Linked DNA regions of Homo sapiens: all the other regions are linked to region 3. Evidence: read pairs that join two places in POLR2A ChIA-PET (ENCODE). Cell type or tissue: OCI-LY7. All regions are shown on one strand. Each heading gives the region's core, and the rest is flanking DNA. Links, peaks and the distances in the headings are about the cores only.

What was found. Peaks named below come from ENCODE experiments on the same cell type or tissue, not always from the same donor. Only the 100,000 strongest peaks of a DNase experiment are listed, where the experiment ranks them.
Region 1: POLR2A ChIA-PET joins it to region 3 with 5 read pairs; 8 of 35 experiments call an interaction of 5 or more read pairs at or near these places.
Region 2: POLR2A ChIA-PET joins it to region 3 with 15 read pairs; 4 of 35 experiments call an interaction of 5 or more read pairs at or near these places.

Annotation. Positions count from the first base shown.
Region 1 is chr2:37,261,291-37,267,713 of GRCh38, forward strand. PRKD3 (protein kinase D3) reads right to left here. Exons shown (of 19, transcript NM_005813.6): 14 at 6,140-6,246. It also overlaps a transcript of NDUFAF7 not described here. Among named protein-coding and RNA genes, the nearest start is that of NDUFAF7, 33 kb to the left of the region's middle. In OCI-LY7, for the core only: a CTCF peak has its summit at 2,734 (motif pointing left); no DNase peak of the experiment used is centred there.
Region 2 is chr2:37,200,197-37,206,619 of GRCh38, forward strand. CEBPZOS (CEBPZ opposite strand) reads left to right here. Exons shown (of 5, transcript NM_001322374.2): 3 at 852-896; 4 at 1,446-1,530; 5 at 1,667-4,547. The coding sequence ends at 1,528. CEBPZ (CCAAT enhancer binding protein zeta) reads right to left here. Exons shown (of 16, transcript NM_005760.3): 14 at 2,754-2,812; 15 at 2,588-2,669; 16 at 1,416-1,707. The coding sequence ends at 1,568. Among named protein-coding and RNA genes, the nearest start is that of CEBPZOS, 6.9 kb to the left of the region's middle. RefSeq lists enhancers at 4,406-5,209, 5,210-6,014. In OCI-LY7, for the core only: no CTCF peak of the experiment used is centred there; no DNase peak of the experiment used is centred there.
Region 3 is chr2:37,315,871-37,322,293 of GRCh38, forward strand. It overlaps PRKD3 (protein kinase D3), which reads right to left. Exons shown (of 19, transcript NM_005813.6): 2 at 367-1,309. The coding sequence starts at 654. Among named protein-coding and RNA genes, the nearest start is that of PRKD3, 5.8 kb to the right of the region's middle. In OCI-LY7, for the core only: no CTCF peak of the experiment used is centred there; a DNase peak (open chromatin) is centred at 2,731; H3K4me3 peaks cover 2,365 bases; H3K27ac peaks cover 2,387 bases.

The sequences.
Region 1 (6,423 bases), core at 2,237-4,736, 54 kb before region 3:
AGCGTAGCAAACACGGTGAAATCCTGTCTCTACCAAAAATACAAAAACTAACCAGGTGTGGTGACAGGTATCTGTAAACCCAGCTACTCGGGAGGCTGAGGCAGGAGAATCACTTGAACCTGGGAGGTGGAGGCTGCAGTGAGCCGAGATCATGCCATTGCACTCCAGCCTGGGAGACAGAGCGAGACTTTGTCTCAAATAAAAAAAAGGCCGGGCGCGGTGGCTCACGCCTGTAATCCCAACATTTTGCGAGGCCAAGGCAGGCGGATCACCTGAGATCGGGAGTTCGAGACCAGCCTGACCAACATGGAGAAACCTAGTCTCTACTAAAAATACAAAATTAGCCGGGTGTGGTGGCGCAAGCCTGTAATCCCAGCTACTCGGGAGGCTGAGGCAGGAGAATTGCTTGAACCTGGGAGGCAGAGGTTGCGGTGAGCTGAGATTGCGCCATTGCACTCTAGCCTGGGCAACAAGAGCAAAACTCTATCTCAAAAACAAAAAAACCCAGACGGTCCCCAACTTAACAATGGTTCAACTTACAATTTTTCAACTGTAGAATGGTACAAAAGTGGTATGCATTCATTCAGTAAAAAACGTATTTTGAATACCTGCACAACCATTCCGTTTTTTTGAGTATTCATAAATTACATAAGATATTCAACACATTAGTGTAAAATGGTCTTTGTGTTAGATGATTTTGCCCAACTGTAGGCTAATGTAAGCGACTGTGCTTAAGGTAGGCTACACGGGGCTAAGTTGTGTTCAGGAGGTATTTTTATCTACTTAGTTATTTTCAAACTTAAGATGGGTTTATGGAGATATGACCCCGTCGCAAAATGAGGAGCATCCTGTACATTTTTCTTTAGCTTTTTTCCTTAATATGGCTAGCTGATTATGCTAGGGGGACTCACATGTTTTTGGCCTATGTGAGGCTGAGTTCCATGTCTAAGATGTTTCTTGAAGCCTTAATTTTAGCCCACATTCTCTCTCTTTGGGACTACTGCAATAGTTTCCACTGTATTGTAATAATGTGTGTATTCTACTCCATTGTTTAATAAACTCTCTGAGGCACAGATTGTTTCAGTTATTTTAGCTCAATATCTGCATCATAGTAGGTGTTTTCAAAAATGTTTAGAAAGTGAAATAACAACAAATGCAAAATAGACTTGTTTGCTAATCATTTTAAACCCATTTTATGAGATCGTTTTCCAAGCAGCAAAATACAAAATGACAACATTTTATAGTAGATAAATGAAACTCAAATACCCCATAGTGGTGGGGTGTGACAATGGCAATAAGCAGTGTAAGATTCAGAATATTATAACTTTTATCAACAGAGGTTGAAATGTGACTGTTTTGCTAGGCCATAGTTGGCTGGCTCTATGCTTTTTCCCCCCTGCCCTCCTTTAAAAACACGTGGACACACAAAAATAGAAGTATGCTGTAACATTATTTTTCTCCCTTAACAACTTCCTCTATTGGTTTACATTTTCTATTTCCTCTGGAGTATGTTTTAGTAAGTTATACTTTCATTGAGAATTACCCATTTTCTCCAAGTTTCCAAATTTATCTGATAGAGATGAGCAAAGTATCCTAAGATTCCTTCCCCCCCCCGTATTTGTGGTTATCTCCCTAAGATCATTTTGTATATTCTTCTTTGCTTAGGATGGCCATTTTATTTTTACATACCTCCTCCCTTCCCCCACACAGCAAACCAGCTTTTGGCTTTATTATTTCTTTTCTGTATTTATTAATTTTCATTTTTGATCTGTTATTCCTTTCTGCTTTCTTTAGGTTTATTTTATTGTTCATTCTTCAACTCCTTGAGTTAGATTCTTAATTCACTTATTTTCATTCTTTCTTGCTTAATATTTGAGGTTATAAAGCTTTTTCTGAAAGACAGTACAAAGGCGCTGATATATATGCAGTATTTTCAGGTTTTCTAAATATTCTGAAATTTTGATTTCGCTCTTTGATTCAAAAATTAGTATTTTAAAGTTTTCATGTAGGAGCTTGTTTTCTGATTTTGTAATTTATTTCTGCTTTAATGCATTGAGATCAAAGAATACTGTTTATACGACTGCTTTTTTGAATTAATGAGGCATTCTTTGTTTTTAGGGTACAGAGGTCAGTATAATCTGCTTAGATCTACCTTACTATGTTTAGACCTTGTACGTTCTTAATTATTTTTGTCTACTCCATTTCTCATGGACTACTGATGTGTTTGTCTGTTTCTCCTTGTTTTTAGTTTTTCTTTATAAATGTTTATGGTGTTATTTGGTGTAGTATGATTTTCACTCTTCCACTGTTAAAGTGGCCTTCTTTCATTTCATTTAATGTGTTTTCCCTTGAGTTAAATCTTATCAGATCATGACCCTCAAATGGCTTTTTGTTTGGAGAAGGGACCTTTGGAGGACATAAGGGCTGCAGATTTCAGAAAGAATCAGCAAAAACAGTTGTGTTGTCTCTTCCTGAAGAGACATGCACCTCTGCTTCATCTTCACTGTTGTTGGAAATCTACATGATTTTATAGTTTTGAATTCTCATCTTTTTTTTAAAGTATGCTCACTTCTGTTAATCATTTTTCTTATAGCTTTGGGGTAGCTTCCAAGATGAGAACGGGAAAATGCTGAATTTACACCACAATGTTCAAACCAGAAATTTCCCTCTAGGTTTTTGATAACGTTTTCTAATTACATAGGTACCTACAAGAACACCACACCTTTTCTCCCACTACTCTACTACCCTCTTCAGGCAAGACAGCAAAAGAAACATTTTACATTACCACATAATCTAGGAAACAAAAGGAACCTCCCCTCCCCAATTTTTTTCCTGCTCTACAACATCCTCCCTAGATGTGGCCAGGTTGACAGTTTATGTAGGCATGGCTCTTTTTCTGTGTAACTGTATATAGACATACATAATGTACACATTACTTTAAAAAGTTAAAGGGAGTCATTCCAAAGTTTTTTTCAATCTAACAATGTATTGTAATTTCCCACATAATACATTTATTCATTAAATATTAAATAAGAATTTGCCGTGTACCCAGTACTATGTGGGTATTCTGGATTCATTATTAAACAAAACTTGACAAAGATGCCTTGTCTCGCAGAGCTTATAAATTGCAGCAAGGTGAGACAGACAATGGGAAATAAAATAGTAAATTACCTAGTATGAAGGTGATAAGTGCCATGGAGAAAAGAAAAAGAGTTAAGGTAGGGGAGTGGAGGGGTGGGAGGGTGGGTTTAATGCTGAATAGAATGTGGAGGCTTCATTGAGGAAATGATATTTGGGCAAAATCCTGACGGAGACAAGGGAGTATGACATGCAGATATTTGAGGGAGAAAGCATTCCAGGCAGAGGAAACAGCTAATGCAAAGCCTTTTGAGACAGAAGCATGTCTGGCATGTTTGAGATATAGCAAGAAAGTCAACATGGCTATTTTTGGGGGGGAAAAAAAAAGACTCAATTTGTTGTGTATATTGTCTGCAGTGGGATCTTTTTCAAGTGATTTTGATTCACTTTCATAAAGAATAATCACAGGTATCTAAAAATGGGATGTGCTCATTTCTGTTAAACAGAATTACAAAGCCTGTCACCAAGAGCTCAAGAGATTGGATACTCCGGGATAAACTGTAAGGTCACTTCTAAATCAGTGATCCTGTGATTTTTCCTCCTTGCCACCGGAAAGGCCAAAGCTGTAGTCTTAATAATAATATGCGCAATCTTCACCCCATCTTTTCTCTAAGTATGTGGGCATGGGAAAGAAAAGCTATGGACGCCTCTAGGGATGCAGGTAAAGGTATCAACAGCAGGATGAACTACAGGAGTTCAGACAGCCTTTCAGGTTTGGGTGATGAGGGAGGACTACAGGTAAGAATGACACGGGGCAAAGATGGAAAAGGAAAGATGATACAGTTGGATGGGGAAGAGGAGAGCCAAAAGGTGGTGTGAGTGCGTTTAACAGTGTAGTAGGTTACTTCCAACCCATGTGAAAAAGTTTAGCTGTGATGCTCACATAACTAAATCTTATGAAACTAATTTCAGTAAATGAGGTGTGATTTTTAAAAAGATTCCTTTTAAGAAGTGTATTTCCTACATGAATTCAGATTGTACTAATAGAATATTCTAGAATATCAATATTCTATATGAATAATATTCATATACAAAGTTAGCTAAAGTTCATCTTTATACTACACACACACACACACACAAACACACACACAGAGTGGGTCAGTCCAATGATGTAAAGTAGAAAGTGCATATGGTTTGCAGACAGACTTAGATTCAAACTCTGAATCTGCCTTCCTGCTGGGTGATGTTGAGAAAAAGTACTTAAGTATAAATGCTGACACCACAAGGAAAGCCAAATATAAAAGTATAAATATCTGACATAAACAATTTGAAGAGAATCTACAACAAAGATAGTCTTGTATTAAATTTAGTATGAAAATAGCATAGAGACATCCTACAATCTATTCCCAGTTTGGGCAATATTGATGAAAGTAACCAAAATGATATAATAATGAAGTTTTTCATACTGTGCATTACCTGGTTATTCCTAAATTTAGTTATTATGATCCATAGCTGATAAGAGGAAAAAAGCTTCAGTGCTTACTCAGAGCTGTGTTTGTGATCAAGAAGAAATCAATCCATAGGAATATATCCTTAATTTTTATTGTTTCGCTTACTAGTTGGACAATGAGGGTTCCAAAATTAGATACGCAAAAATACCTGACAACATATTCATACTATTCATATTCAACAGAGTATGAATGCTATTAATATTCTATTTAAAGGTAGCTTTATAGGAGGAGACAGCCTTGATATGACCACAGGTACCTACTTGACCACAAGCTTTTTGATTATCATGCCTCTGAAAAAGTGAGGTAAATGTTACTATTAGCAACAAGTAACATAATAAATGTAAAATGAATCATTTAAGTTTCTTACCTTCTTCAAGGAAACTCAAGTTCAGAAGGAGGCTGTCTTGAATTTCACCCAAAGCAAATGGGGCTCTGACAGCATTAACCATTTTTTGTTGTTGTTGAGACGGAGTTTCCCTCTTGTTGCCCAGGCTGGAGTGCAATGGCATGATCTCAGCTCACTGCAACCTCTGCCTCCCAGGTACAAGTGATTCTCCTGTCTCAGCCTCCCAAGTAGCTTAGATTACAGGCATGTGCCACCACACCCGGCTTTTTTTTTTTTTTGAGATGGAGTTTTGCTGTTGTTGCCCAGGCTGGAGTGCAATGGCACAATCTTGGCTAACTGCAGCCTCCACCTTCCAGGTTCAAGCGATTCTCCTGCCTCAGCCTCCTGAGTAGCTGGGATTATGGGCATGCGCCACCGTGCCCGGCCTAGTTTTTTTGTATTTAGTAGAGATGGGGTCTCACCATGTTAGTCAGGCTGGTCCCGAACTCCTAACCTCAGGTGATCCACCCGCCTTGGCCTCCCAAAGTGCTGGGATTATAGGTGCGCACCACCTCACCTGGCCAGAATGAGCTATTATACGACCATGATTTCTTTAATAATATGCAAAAACTATATAACGTACATTTGCATATTATAAATTATTTATATGATATTCAGAAAGTGATCCAAGGATCAAGCTAAATTTTAATCTTCTAGATGACCGCCCCCAAGGGGTAAAAATGCTAGATGAAAAACACATAGGAATTTATGGAATTGAAATCATTGCCAATATATCTTTAAAATACGCCCCAATCGACTAAGCCATTACAAAATTAGAGTTTTTAATTAATGAAATAAGTGCTGTTAAAAGGTACATAATTTTAAAGCAATCTTTACTTGCACAGTAATTGCTATGACAAGCATGTCACCTGTGAAAACTGGATGGGTAAAACAGCAACCTTCTGACAAAATGTGGCAAAGTATCCTAAGTATTTTAAGCTCCTGGAATGAATTAAGAATGAAATTTTACTTTTTTAAAAAAGATTTTACTCACGAAAATGTGTTCTAAAACTACTACCATAAAGCAAGATATTGGCAGTCCCTATAATGCCTATATTACCATAATCTAATTTTGCCTTCTTAAAAAAAAAAAAAAAAGAGAAGCAGTTAATTCAGATTCTTACCAGCCTCTTTAATAAACCAGTTTTTTATTTTTTATTTTTACCTGTAAAATAGCCACTTCATTACGGAGTTGACTTTCTTGTTTTGTGGGGAATCTCATCTTATCAATTACTTTAATAGCCACATCCCTCCCAGTCTTTCTATGTTTTCCTATTAAGAAAAAAAGAAGAGGAACGAATGAAGCAAACTGACAGCTTTATTAGGGAGTTGTCCACAGACTGAAATTTATATGTATTTACTCTTGAATTTTCTTTTTGGCTCATTTTTGTTCTTTCTCCACACTCCTTCACTCACCTTTAATTTAGGAAAAAATTGTTTTCCCCTCCA
Region 2 (6,423 bases), core at 1,724-4,223, 120 kb before region 3:
AGTTTTCTCAGGCTATAGTATTCTTCCTGGGCATCAACAGTGGGCACTAAGACTTTCACATGCTATGGCCGAAAGTGCTTTAACATTTTTCTTGGGGAAATTTTATATTAGAGCTCTCAACTTTTTAAATTAGGAAGTGATTTTTCCCTAAAACAGGGAATAGACCTGGCATGATAGCCATCTTTGAAACTTGCCACAGTCTTCCTCAGCATACTTGGTTGGAACGCTGTACCAAGATGCTACTGGATACTCAAAAAATCCCTTTTCTTTTAAACTCTAAGGAAGGGTATTAAAAAAACATCCCAACAGTATTTAAAAACAAATTAAAGCTTGGGATCAGTTTTAAAAAGTGTCATGGCTGGGTGTGATGGCTTGCACTTGTAATTCCAGCACTTCGGGAGGCCAAGGTGGAAGGACTGCTTGAGCTCAGTCTGGGCTAAACATAACAAGACACTGTATCTTAAGAAAAAAAAAAAAAGTGCTGGGCATGATGGTGTGCTCCTGTAGTCCCAGCTACTCGGGAGGTTGAGGTAGGAGGCTCCCCTGAGCCCCATCCCAGCTACTTGACCTTGGCTGACGTAGGAGGCTCGCTTGAGCCCAGCCCAGGGGGGTCTAGGCAGTGGTGGATTGTGACTGTGCCACTGTACTGCAGCCTGGGCAACAGGGAGAGAGATCCTGACTCAAAAAAACAAAAGGAGATCGTTCCTGGATTACCAGAAAGACCTTCAAACAAATTTCTAATCTATATGGTTCCCATCATATGGACCCTAAAGCTAGCATTAAATTGTGGCTGTGTTAATATAATGAATTTCTGTTCATATCTAATTTCAAGACATCCTTTTTTCCATCAGATTTCAGGCAAACAATGAGCAAGAAATATCCCTTCATCTTGGAAGGTATGTTTTTCCTTAAGTAAAAATAAGTATAAAACAACTTCTTCAGGTAACCTATAAATTATGTAGTAATTTCTTTACAAGGAATTTCTAACAATACTATTCACATGTATTTTAGTTCTTCTGAGACTAAATTCTCATCTATTCTAGTGAGAGGAGAATTAGGTAATGGGCTGGATTCTGAATTCTTCTAGTGGTTAAGAATGTAAACTCTGGAATCATTCATATATGAGGTGATAGAATCAAACCACAGTTTAAACCTTTGGTTTTAAAAGATCAGTTTCATCTCAGGTTTGCTAACTTCTTGGAGCTGTCTCTTTCTCTGTCAAGTAGATAAAGACTGAACAAGATGACATCATGTAGTTAGACGAAATAGTGCTCATTACAATGATCAGAGATGCCAGGACTTATATGTGAAGTCTGTAATCCTACTGTCCTCTTTTTCATTTTGTTATGTAGCAATATGGAAAAAAGAAGTTGTTTTTTTCAATACATTTAATTTTAACAATGCTTCCACATGACTTTATAAATGAGAGCTATTTTTATTTATAGTTTATTACAAATCCACTGAGAAGTCTGGAATGTATGGAATCAGAGAGCTAGATCAAAAAACATGGTTGAACAGCAAAAATTAGATGTAAGTAGAATTTTAATCTATAATTTACATTAATAACTCATTTCCTTTGTTTTTTAGTTTTTTGAGTGGTTTTAATCCTCTTCTTTTTAAAATGTTTCTTTTTCTTGATGATACTTTTTGCATCTCTGTTGTGTAGCCAGTCATCACGTTCAGCCTCCCATCTAAGCTGTTTGAGACCTTTGAGAGAAGAAGAAAAGATGAGTGTACTACCACACTGTAGACTCTTGGTGGTCCCACAGAACATGCTGCTGAGTCACAGGAACTTCTAGCCTGCCTTGGCCTGTGGTTTCCCACCCACTATACAAACCCACTGCTTGTTTGTTGCTTTTCTTCTCATATTTATTGTCAAAGATAAATGTTTCAAAAAGAAATGACTAAGGAAGGAAAAGAAACAAATGCTCTAAAGATTTTCTCTCCCCAAGCACTTTTACTGGTGAAATAAAAACCAGTAACAATCAATATGTAAAAACGGCCCACTTCCCTAAAAAAAAGTAATTTTTGTAGTCTGCAAGGTTTTTTTTTTTTTTGCTTTAGTCTAAATACTTGTTAATCTTACATGTTCTCCTGAGAGAAGAAAAAGCCATTCCTTTCAGGTTGTAAAGTACCATGAAAAGGTCTTTCAAAAATATTCCTATCAGCCAGGCATGGTGGCTCACACCAGTAATCTCAGCACTTTGGGAGGCCGAGGCAGGCGGGTCACTTGAGGTCAGGAGTTCGAGACCAGCCTGGCCAACATGGTGAAACCCTGTTTCTACTAAAAATACAAAAATTAGCTGGGCGTGGTGGTGCATGCCTGTAATCCCAGCTACTTGGGAGGCTAAGGTAGGAGAATTACTTGAACATGGGAGATGGAGGTTGCAGTGAGCCAAGATCATGCCACTGCATTCCAACCTGGGCAAGGGAGTGAGACGCTGTCTCAAAAAAAAAAAAAAAAAAAAAAAAAAAAAAAAAAAAAAAAAAAAAAAAGAATAAATAAAATAACGAAAATTTCCTATCTTCTGAAGTTCCAAGCCAAAGCTATTTTTAAAACATCAATAAAAAAATTTAAGTTACTTACTTGCATTATCTTTGTTAGCCATGGCATTCATGCCAATGTTATCAAACTTGGATCCCATATTTTCATCCAATAGATGGCCAAACTTTTAAACAAAAACGATAAATTTATTAGAAAACTAAAAATAATGTAGAATAGCTAGCTTGTTAAAACAGTACATTAGCCTTACCTCTTCAGCAGATACAAATAGGCTGGAATCATTTAAGTTTCTTTTCTTTTTTCTTGGCCCTAAAAAAAATTGTAAGTCTACATTATTCAATTATAAATCTAATGATTTTAGAAAAATGCAATGCAACATGATTTTATTTTAAAAATTATACTTGGGTAAAAACAATTGCAATAATCTTCTGGCACCATTGGGTAGCTGGCATTTAAATATAATTTAAGAGTTAGTATATAATATTTTCAAAAAGCTAACAACATCCTAATAGAACTGTTCAGATGACAAGAGTGTCTTCTTGCTTTTCAGATTTGGCCACTGATCGAAGTTTTACCCATAAGGGAAATAACATAGTATCAAGCAATAGTAAAATTATCAGTTTGACATGGATGGGTTTTGAAATACTTAAGACACAACATAAAATTTAGTTCAGGGGTCTTTAGATTGTAAAGAAATTGACTGAAAGTATGTTTATTATGCTATAAATGAAGTTGTTTATAACAGCGAAAAAGGTTCTCCTTTAAAAAAAAAACTTATCTGTAGTACTGAATATATAAACTTTTCCTGAAACAATTATTCAAACTCTGCATCTTTGATATCAATGTCTCTAGCAGTAGTAGAGCCATATTTTAAAAAGAGCTTTACTAAATACAGATCATAACATTCAGCTGTTTTAAGTGTATTAACGCATTTTGGTAAATTTACAGACTTGTTCAACCACAACCACAGTCTGATTTTAGAACATTTCCATCAACTTCAAAGATCCCTGGTGCCATTTGTAGTCCTCCAACCCATCTCCGATCTATCTTGTTTCTATGACTTGCCTTTTCTGGCTATTTCATATAAATGGGATCATATGACATGTGGTTTCCTATATCTGACTTTTTTCATTTAGCATAACGTTTTTGAGGCTCATCCATGTTGTAGTACTCCATGCCATGTTGTGGGCTACATAATATTCCATTGTATGGATATACCACATTTTGCTTATCAGTTAATGGACATTTAGGTTTTGTCTACTTTTTGGCATTAATAGTGCTGCTGTGAACAATCATGTACAAGTCTTTGTATCAGAGCCACTTTTGATAAAATAGTTTCTAAAACATTTCATCTTGATTTTTATTAAGGTGATATGTATGTTACTTAACAGCTGTATAATACACATTTGCATGCATTAGGAAGTTTTTTTTGGGTTTTATTCATCCTGTAGTGATGTATCTGTGACCTCAACGAGTAGGCACTTCTGTACTGTACTGGTTTCTTAAAGTTTCTTTTATCCCGCCCCCACCCCCAACCTCAGCCTCAAGTATGTAACACCATGCCTGGCTAATTTTTGATTTTTTTTTTTTTTTTTTTGAGACAGAGTCTCGCTTTGTCGCCAGGCTGGAGTACAGGGGCGTGATCTCGGCTCACTGCAACCTCTGCCTTCTGGGTTCAAGCGATTCTCCTGCCTCAGCCTCCCAAGTAGCTGGGCCTACAAGTGCATGCCACCACGCCAAGCTAATTTTTGTATTTTTAGTAGAGATGGGGTTTCATCATGTTGGCCAGGATGGTCTTGATCTCTTGACCTTGTGATCTACCTGCCTTGGCCTCCCAAAGTGCTGGGATTACAGGCGTGAGCCACTGCGCCCAGCCATTTTTGATTTTTTGTAGAGATGGGGTCTCATTGTGTTGCCCAGGCTGATTAAAGTTTCTATAAGGTATGTTTATTCTTAAGGATATCTACTCTAACACCTGTAAATGTAGGGTGATCAATTAGTAAATTAATAAATCTGAATCAATTAATAAATCTGTTTAAAATTCCTTGCCTCTTTTTGTTTCAGTCAATTCTGTTGGGTATTCTTTAATCTGCATCCAAAACTATTATCAATTGAGATCTGAAATCCTTTCAGGCTAATGTCTTCTGAAACAGTACTTTACTATTTGAAACAAGCTCAGAGCATCTTTTTTAACATTAAAAAATTTTTTTCTTCTCCTCAAATTCCTTTTACCAGCATCTTTTAATAAAAGGCTCAGTAGAACTTGAAGTAAAGCAACACTTTTCTGTGGGATGCTTTTGAGAAAAACTGCCTATATCTCATCTTATGCTAATACTAAAACATGATCTTAGATACTCAAGGGAAGACAAAATCTGGAAGATAACGTGTTATAATTTAAATATGTATCAGTTAAATCATAGTTATTACAGGACTAAGAAATTGACAGCAGTATTTGAAAGAGCTGATAAAATTTTGTAGGCGTGAGGCTCTGAAAGACTACTACCAATATGTAAATGAAACTTTTTGTCAGGCCTCTGAGCCCAAGCTAAGCCATCATATCCCCTGTGACCTGCACGCACACATCCAGATGGTCGGTTCCTGCCTTAACTGATGACATTCCACCACAAAAGAAGTGAAAATGGCCTGTTCCTGCCTTAACTGATGACATTATCTTGTGAAATTCCTTCTCCTGGCTCATCCTGGCTCAAAAGCTCCCCTACTGAGCACCTTGTGACCCCCACTCCTGCCAGGCAGAGAACAACCCCCTTTGACTGCAATTTTCCTTTTTTCTACCCAAATCCTATAAAATGGCCCCACCCCTATCTCCCTTCACTGACTCTCTTTTCGGACTCAGCCCGCCTGCACCCAGGTGAAATAAGCAGCCTTGTTGCTCATGCAAAGCCTGTTTGGTGGTCTCTTCATACAGACGCGCATGAAACTTTTTAAAACATTATTATTATTTAACTTTGCAGATCTATTTTTAGTCATCAGTATTTAGCAGTAAGCAGAAGCCAGAGAGGCACTGGAGGCAAAGTATGTACAGTGCTTTCTACATTTTTATCAAAAATCTTAAGACTGTCACCTGATACAGCACTTTTTTCTTTTATTAGCACCTTGTGTTACACTGTGAAGCAGAATCTTGTAAGATAATACTTTTAAAAATGTTAAAAAACAATTAGCAGAAAGAAGAGTTCGTATCATAATAAAGGAGCATGGATTATTGCAAGGGTCAAATGGCAAATAATGGTTGAGAAAAGAAAAAGATAACAGGTGTCTGAAAAATGCAAGGCTTTTATAATTGAATGGTTTAAAAATGAATGAGCAGAGATTAGCATGTGAATCTCTGGACTAGGTAAGGAAGATCTGCATTCAAATGTGAGTGGGCACCATCCAATCTGCTGGGGCCCTGGAGAGAACAAAACAAAGAGGCAAACATGTTGATCTGCTGTGCTGAGGAGGAAAATGGCGGATAAGGGGACAGGACTAACGTGCAGCTCCCACATGGATGGACAGAACAGCGTGTGGCAACGTGTTTAGTCTCCTTAAAAGGTATCCAACAAAACTAAGCTTCCTAAATGAAGGAGAGATATCTATGCTGAGAATTCACCACTACCAAGCCAGCACTATAAGAAATGCTGAAAGGAGTTCTAAATCTTTGTTTTTTGTTTCTTTTTTTGAGATGGAATCTTGCTCTGTCGCCCAGGCGGGAAGGCAGTGGTGTGATCTTGGCTCACTGCGACCTCTGCCTAATGGGTTCAAGTGATTTTTGTACCTCAGCCTCCTCAGTAGCTGGGATTATAGGGGCTTACCAACATGCCCAGCTAATTTTTGTATTTTTTGTAGAGATAGGGTTTTGCCATGTTGGCCAGGCTGGTCTTGAACTCCTGACTTCAGGTGATGCCCGCCTGGGCCTCCCGAAG
Region 3 (6,423 bases), core at 1,509-4,008:
CCTGCCACCATGTTTGGCTAATTTTTGTATTTTTAGTAGAGATGGCGTTTCAACATGTTGGCCAGGCTGGTCTCGAACTCCTGACCTCAGGTGATCTGCCTGCCTCAGCCTCCCAAAGTGCTGGGATTACAGGCGTGAGCCACTACGCCCAGCCAAATAAATGTATTTTAAATCTGGGATATATGTTCCAATTAGCTAGACTCTGAAATTTCAGTCTTTAGCCTCAGAGGTCATTAGAACTCTTCCAAAAATGCACAGAATAAACTACTGATGGATCAGTATGTCTTAACTCACTGGTACACGTATAATTTATAGAAAAACATCAGTAACAATATTATTTACTACTGATAATAGCACACACAGTACCTTTTGATAAACTATGGAGCACACAAGATCCTTGACAGCAGATAAAGACAGTTCCTGGGCTTCAATGGTAACACTCTCCCGTGTGAGGCCAATTTGCAGTAGAAATGAAACTGTATGCACTGAGCCTCTGGAGTTGGTGAGTGATGGTGCACTGAAGCTTCCATTAGAGAGTCGGGCAGAGAGTCCCGTCTTAGGACTTGAACACGGAGAAGCAGCTGGAAGCACAGCAGGAATAGCTGTGGGTAATACAGACTTCTGGGCTGATGGAGGGGAATTATTTGCAGACATCTGCCTTTCTTTAATCTTTTAAAATAGTTGTCGATTCTTTTTCAATGGTTATGAAGAGGTTTTTAAAATAACAGCAGTAAAGAAAATGACCGCACTTTTGGATTTAGTTGAAAACTTCTTTATTTCCTCTGTTAAGCCACTCATGCCGATACTTTTAAGTTTTATCAAGGAGTTGAATGCCCCAAAGGTCCTATTTCTCTTAATATCAGTCCCATCAAAAAGCAGTCTTGTCTGTAGGAAGACAACCAGGGATTTGTAAAGGATTTAACATCACTGAGCTATCCTCAGCAGGATAGAGTTGACGTAGCTTATTTACGAATCTATTTTCCTTTCAGTCTGTACTTGTCTCTTTAATTTCAGGAAATACATATTGAATAAAAGTTGTTTTTCTGTCAAGGTGAAATCCTCTTCGTTTAAAAAACAGTAAGTGTTTTGGATTAATCTATTCAGTACTTTTCCTTTGGTTTACTAATTTGATAGGACACCTTCTCAAATGTCCACACCTTAAATCACCTTCTCAAATGTCCTCATTTTCATTCTGGGGGGATGAACTTTTCTATGACGAAATACAAAGCTTTTTAAAATAGTACAGGCATATTTCATTAGATGAATGGGTCCATCGAGAAAAGCTGATGCTTTCTGACATATAGTTAGCCTGGAAGGAAATTTTTTAAAGGTTTTTAATACTTTATATTCATTCGACATTAATTTAAAAATAAGAACATAACTTTTTTAAATGACAATTTTTGGTCATATGCTTATAATTCACTAATAAATCCTAATGGGTAGCAATTTTTGGCTAGTTAGCAAAGACTTTTTTTACTATAAGTATAATTTCAGGGAGAGGCTCGAAAAATATCCTTGGCACTCTACACTGATACCTAAAACTTAAACATTAAACATTTTTTAAAATTTACCTCATTTTTAATCAATGAAGACCAAACACTTCTATGTTACAATTACATGACTGAGTTATATCAAAAACAGAAGGGACAAAAAACAGTAAAACTGACATTTTCATAGACATACAATACATGCCACCCCACCACACAAAAGATGTACAATACTTTCCTAATACAAGAGTATTCTTTTTTTAATATTACAATACTAATTCTGCCGAAACATGACTCTTGACTTGCTTTGTTGAAACATTCCTTTCAGAAGGCTAAGGAAGCAGGAGGGGATATACTGAACAGTTAAATGATCAATAAGTGTGAAAGCTGACATACTTATCACAGGAACATAAGAGAAAGGGATCTCACCATAAGGGATTTCTCCTATCCAGGTCCTAACTAGGCCCAACAATGCTTAGCTTCCAAGATCAGACAAGATCAGGCACATTTGGGGTGGTGTGGCTGTAGACCACAAAGCATTTCTAACAGTAAGAAAGAGAACAGTAGGTATAGTTAAATATGTATCATAATTTCTAGGAAAGCACAGGTCAAAAAGTTAAAAAAAAAAAAAGGTATGACCCAACCCCTCCACATGGCTTAGGCGTGAAACAGCTCATAATTGATGGTTCTTTCTAAGTTCCATCTATATACCCATAAATAATTCCAATGAAGAGAAAGAGTAAATCATCCAATGTGGCTGCAGAGTAACTCTCTGCAGAGTAGTTAATGGGTTAAATTAGGAAGAACGTGACAGAAGGGCAAAAGCACACAACTATAGTATTAGGAATGGGAAAGCTCAGGAAAAAACTGAGACTTTAAAAAAAACTGAAGATGAAAGCTTTCATAGCTACTTTCAAGTAAATGATCATTATTCCATCTTATATAATGTACAACACTTGATAGTTTACAAATGTTTCACATACTTTACCTCATAACTCTTTGAAAGTTGACAGGGTAGAAATCATTTTTGTAGACAAGAAAATTGAAGCACAAGGCGATAACGCAACTTGCCCAGCAGCACATGGTTATTAATAGGTGGAGCGGGAATTAGAAGCCAGGTTTTGTACTTTCTTACCAGTGCTGTCTCCACAAGAACACACTATTTCTCGAAGAGAACAAGGAACTAAGAATCACTGCTCAGAGGATGTTGCTAAGGTTGAGAAATCGCACAGAAAGACAGACTGCTCAACTTGTATTTTGCTTATCTTCTCCACAGTTTTAAACTAAAACTGCAGAAAGGCATTGAGAACTGAAACCTGAGACAAATGACTAAGACTATAACAACTTTACATGAGTTTGAGTCTCTGGGTCCAGATGCAGTCCATTCCATACTACTAAAGCAATTCACAAATGTAATCACAAAGCTGACTCCTGCAATCTTGGAGAAAGAGCTCAAAAAGACAGATATAATCATGGCCTGGAGATTTGTAGAGCGGTTTCAAGTTCTGGCGGCTGGAGAAGCAGGAAAGCAAATTTCAGAAATTACAAACATAAAAAATAATGAAGCAAATGGTTTGTGAATAACTAGAGAAGAATATAATGATCACTAGAAGTCAACCACATTTACATCTTGGAAAATAATGATTATTAGGCTTCTTAGCTGGAAAAAAATAACAATAGCTTACATTTATTAAGCTCTTACTATCTGTCAGATACTGTTCTAAGCACTTTATACATATTACCTCATTAATCCTCACAGCAACTCATTATATGGTTGAGAAAACAAAGGTTTAGAGATTAAAGTACTTGCCCAAGACCACAAAATCAGCAAAGCCAGAAAAAAAAGATAGTTTATTCTGACAAAAATAGTATCCAAGATGATTGTCCATGCTACCTTTGCAAGAATGTTACTGGAGTGTGGGTTGGATGTTAGTGTAGTTAAGTTTGCTGCTCTGTGTCACCTTAGATGAGGAAAGTCTTTACGGAACTGCCTTGAAACACTGTCCTCAGCCTTATATCATTTTTCACTATTTATTAGATAATAAAGGCATAAAGAATATGCTTATAAAATCCTCAGGTTGAAGAAATCTGGGAGAAATAAACTAAAATTAAACTGAAACTTAAAGGTAAGTGTAAAGCTTTGCATTTAGTTTCCCCAAAATGTGCAATACAGAAATGGGGAAATGCTTACTTGTAAGCAGTTTATATGAGAGGTATTTATCAACGAAAAAGATTAATTCAAACTGCTAATATAATGGGTGACTAAAAGAGCTAATGCAAAGCTAATGCCCTAGGTCACTGAGAACACATCAGCATCCGTCTGTATACTCCTTGTTACTCAGCCTATATCACAATTATGTTTATATCTATGGTCAACATTTTTAGAGCCATACTGATTTAAAAAAAAAAAAATCATGCACGCAAAGGTAAAAATAATGTCATGTGATAAAAATGTGCTTAACAAAACCAAACAGAATAAGTGGTTTTCAAATACTTGAATAAGTGTTAATAGGAGAATTGATTTTATTCAGTATCACTGCAGAGGGTAGACGAAAAATGAAGATGAGAGCACTTCTTACTTAACCTCACAGGTTGCAAGGATTGAGCTACGGGGTACAAACTATCTGTAACAACACCTGGCTAACAGTAAGTGCTCAGTAAGTTTTAGCAATTTTCACAGCAATTAGTTGAAGGAATTAACAACTAAGCCTTTACTTTATGCTAAACACATAAAGTGAGATATGATACTTTATTAAATCCTTGCAACAACTCTAGGAGGTTTAACTCTATTTTCCAGAAAAGAAACAAGAATTTTAGAGAAGCTGTTGTTTGCCTGTGACTATAGCTAGTAAGTGATAGAAATGAGATTCAAACTAGTTTCCCTGACTCCAAAGCCCAAGTTCTTTCTACCACATTATTCCATATCCAACAACCTAACAATGGAACAGGTTGTCTCACGAGGTAATGAGCTCCACAACGTATCTGACTTAAGTAGTTTTTATAAGATGAACTACCAAAATAAAGTAGTAAAATATCTATGAATAAAACTGTATGCAAGTTAACGACTTTTTTTTTTTTTTTTTTTTTTTTTTGAGACAGAGACTTGCTCTGTTGCCTAGGCTGGAGTACAGTGGCGCGATCTTGACTGATTGCAGCCTCCGCCTCCCGGGTTCAAGCGATTCTTGTGCCTCAGCCGCCCCAGTAGCTGGGATTACAGGTGCACATCACCATACCTGGCTCATTTTTGGATTTTTAGTAGAGACGGGGTTTCATCATGTTGGCCAGGCTGGTCTGGAACTCCTGACCTCAAGTGATCCGCCCATCTCGGCCTCCCAAAGTGCTGGGATTACAGGCGTGAGCCACTGCACCTGGCCCAAATTAACTACTTCTACTTTGATGAATGTCTTCCCACTAAATATCATTTTATTATACCTAGTAATATTAGCCAAATAACAGTGTTTAATACAACTAATTTATCAGAACAAATTACAACTATTCATAATAAACACTACATATAAAAATGATTTTTAAAAGTCTCAGTATTAACACAAATAGAAGAAACCTAAGAGCTGTCAGATTTCTGCCCACTCTTTCCATTTTCCCTCTCCTGGTTTGGTTTATGGACCCCAGATTTACTCTGGAAGATGCAACAAGATGTTGGGTGAAAAATATTAAAACTAAATATTAAACCTAATAACTGTAACTTACATGAACCTTGATATGCTGCTTAATTTTGTCTTTACGCTTCAATTAGAAAACTGAAAGAAGAGTACATCTTATTAATTTACAAACTATATACCAATTATATATGCTTGTTTCTAACAGGGGTACGAGGCTCTAAATAATATCATCTAGTTGGCAAGCATTTCTAATATGTTTATTTAGAACTTGTCAAATATTCTTTTGGGGAGCTAGCTGTCACATATTCCATTCAAATGAGCTTACATAATCTGTCATCATTGTTACTGGAATCAAAATATAGGATATTAATGGCATCTTGAACCCAGTCTGTCCTATTTTACAGACAAGGTGAAACAAAGGCCCTGGAGGTGAGAGGACTTACTTGAGGATTATCTCACGGTAATATCACAAGTTTATCTACTTCCTCTCCCTCTCCTTCCCCTTCCCCCATGCACACATTATCTCATTTTTAACACTCTAATTAGGAGAAGCTCTAACAGCAGTATTTCCACTTAACAAATACTTAATTAGTACTTATTATTTCCCAGACTGTTATGAGAGACACTGGAGTTATAGAGCAGTGACCGAAACAGACATGGCCACTGCTCTCTCTGAAATTCAAAGTGTGATGTGAGACACAGACATAACATTCATACAAACAGCTGGGTAATTATAAACTGCAAGAGGTGATATGGCAGAGTATACTAAGGGGACTCAATTCCAGCTGGAATCTCAGGAAAGGTACCTTTAAGGAAATATTTAAGCTGAGATCTCTGGATAAGCAAGAGTCAACGATGCAAAGAGACAGACAAAAGGATTCCAGGAAGGCAAAATGCATCTAGTTATTAAATTCTTCAAAAAGAAGTTCATTATTTAGTGCAGCATCATTCTTTTTGTACAATACTCAGCAAAGGCTAAAGTGAAGAGATAAAATGCTTTTCCTATTGGAATAACAATATTTATTATAACATGAATTCCTCCCAGTAAAGAGTTTTCCAGGTTCAACTTAAGTTTTGTGTACTAGAAATGCTAATGACGTGGAGGGTTGTGTCCACGCCTCTTGACATGTATTAATATTAGTATTCTTTTACCACGTAAAAGTATGTGGCCTTTTTCAATGCAATTCTGACCAGCGTCCTAAAGTCCATGTCCATGTTTTGACATAGGTTTGACTTTGCTTAGTAATTGTTCTTGCTTTTATATTGTATGTTGTATTTAAAAACTCAAGTGTCTACGTCGTTGGTTTTTAAAAAAA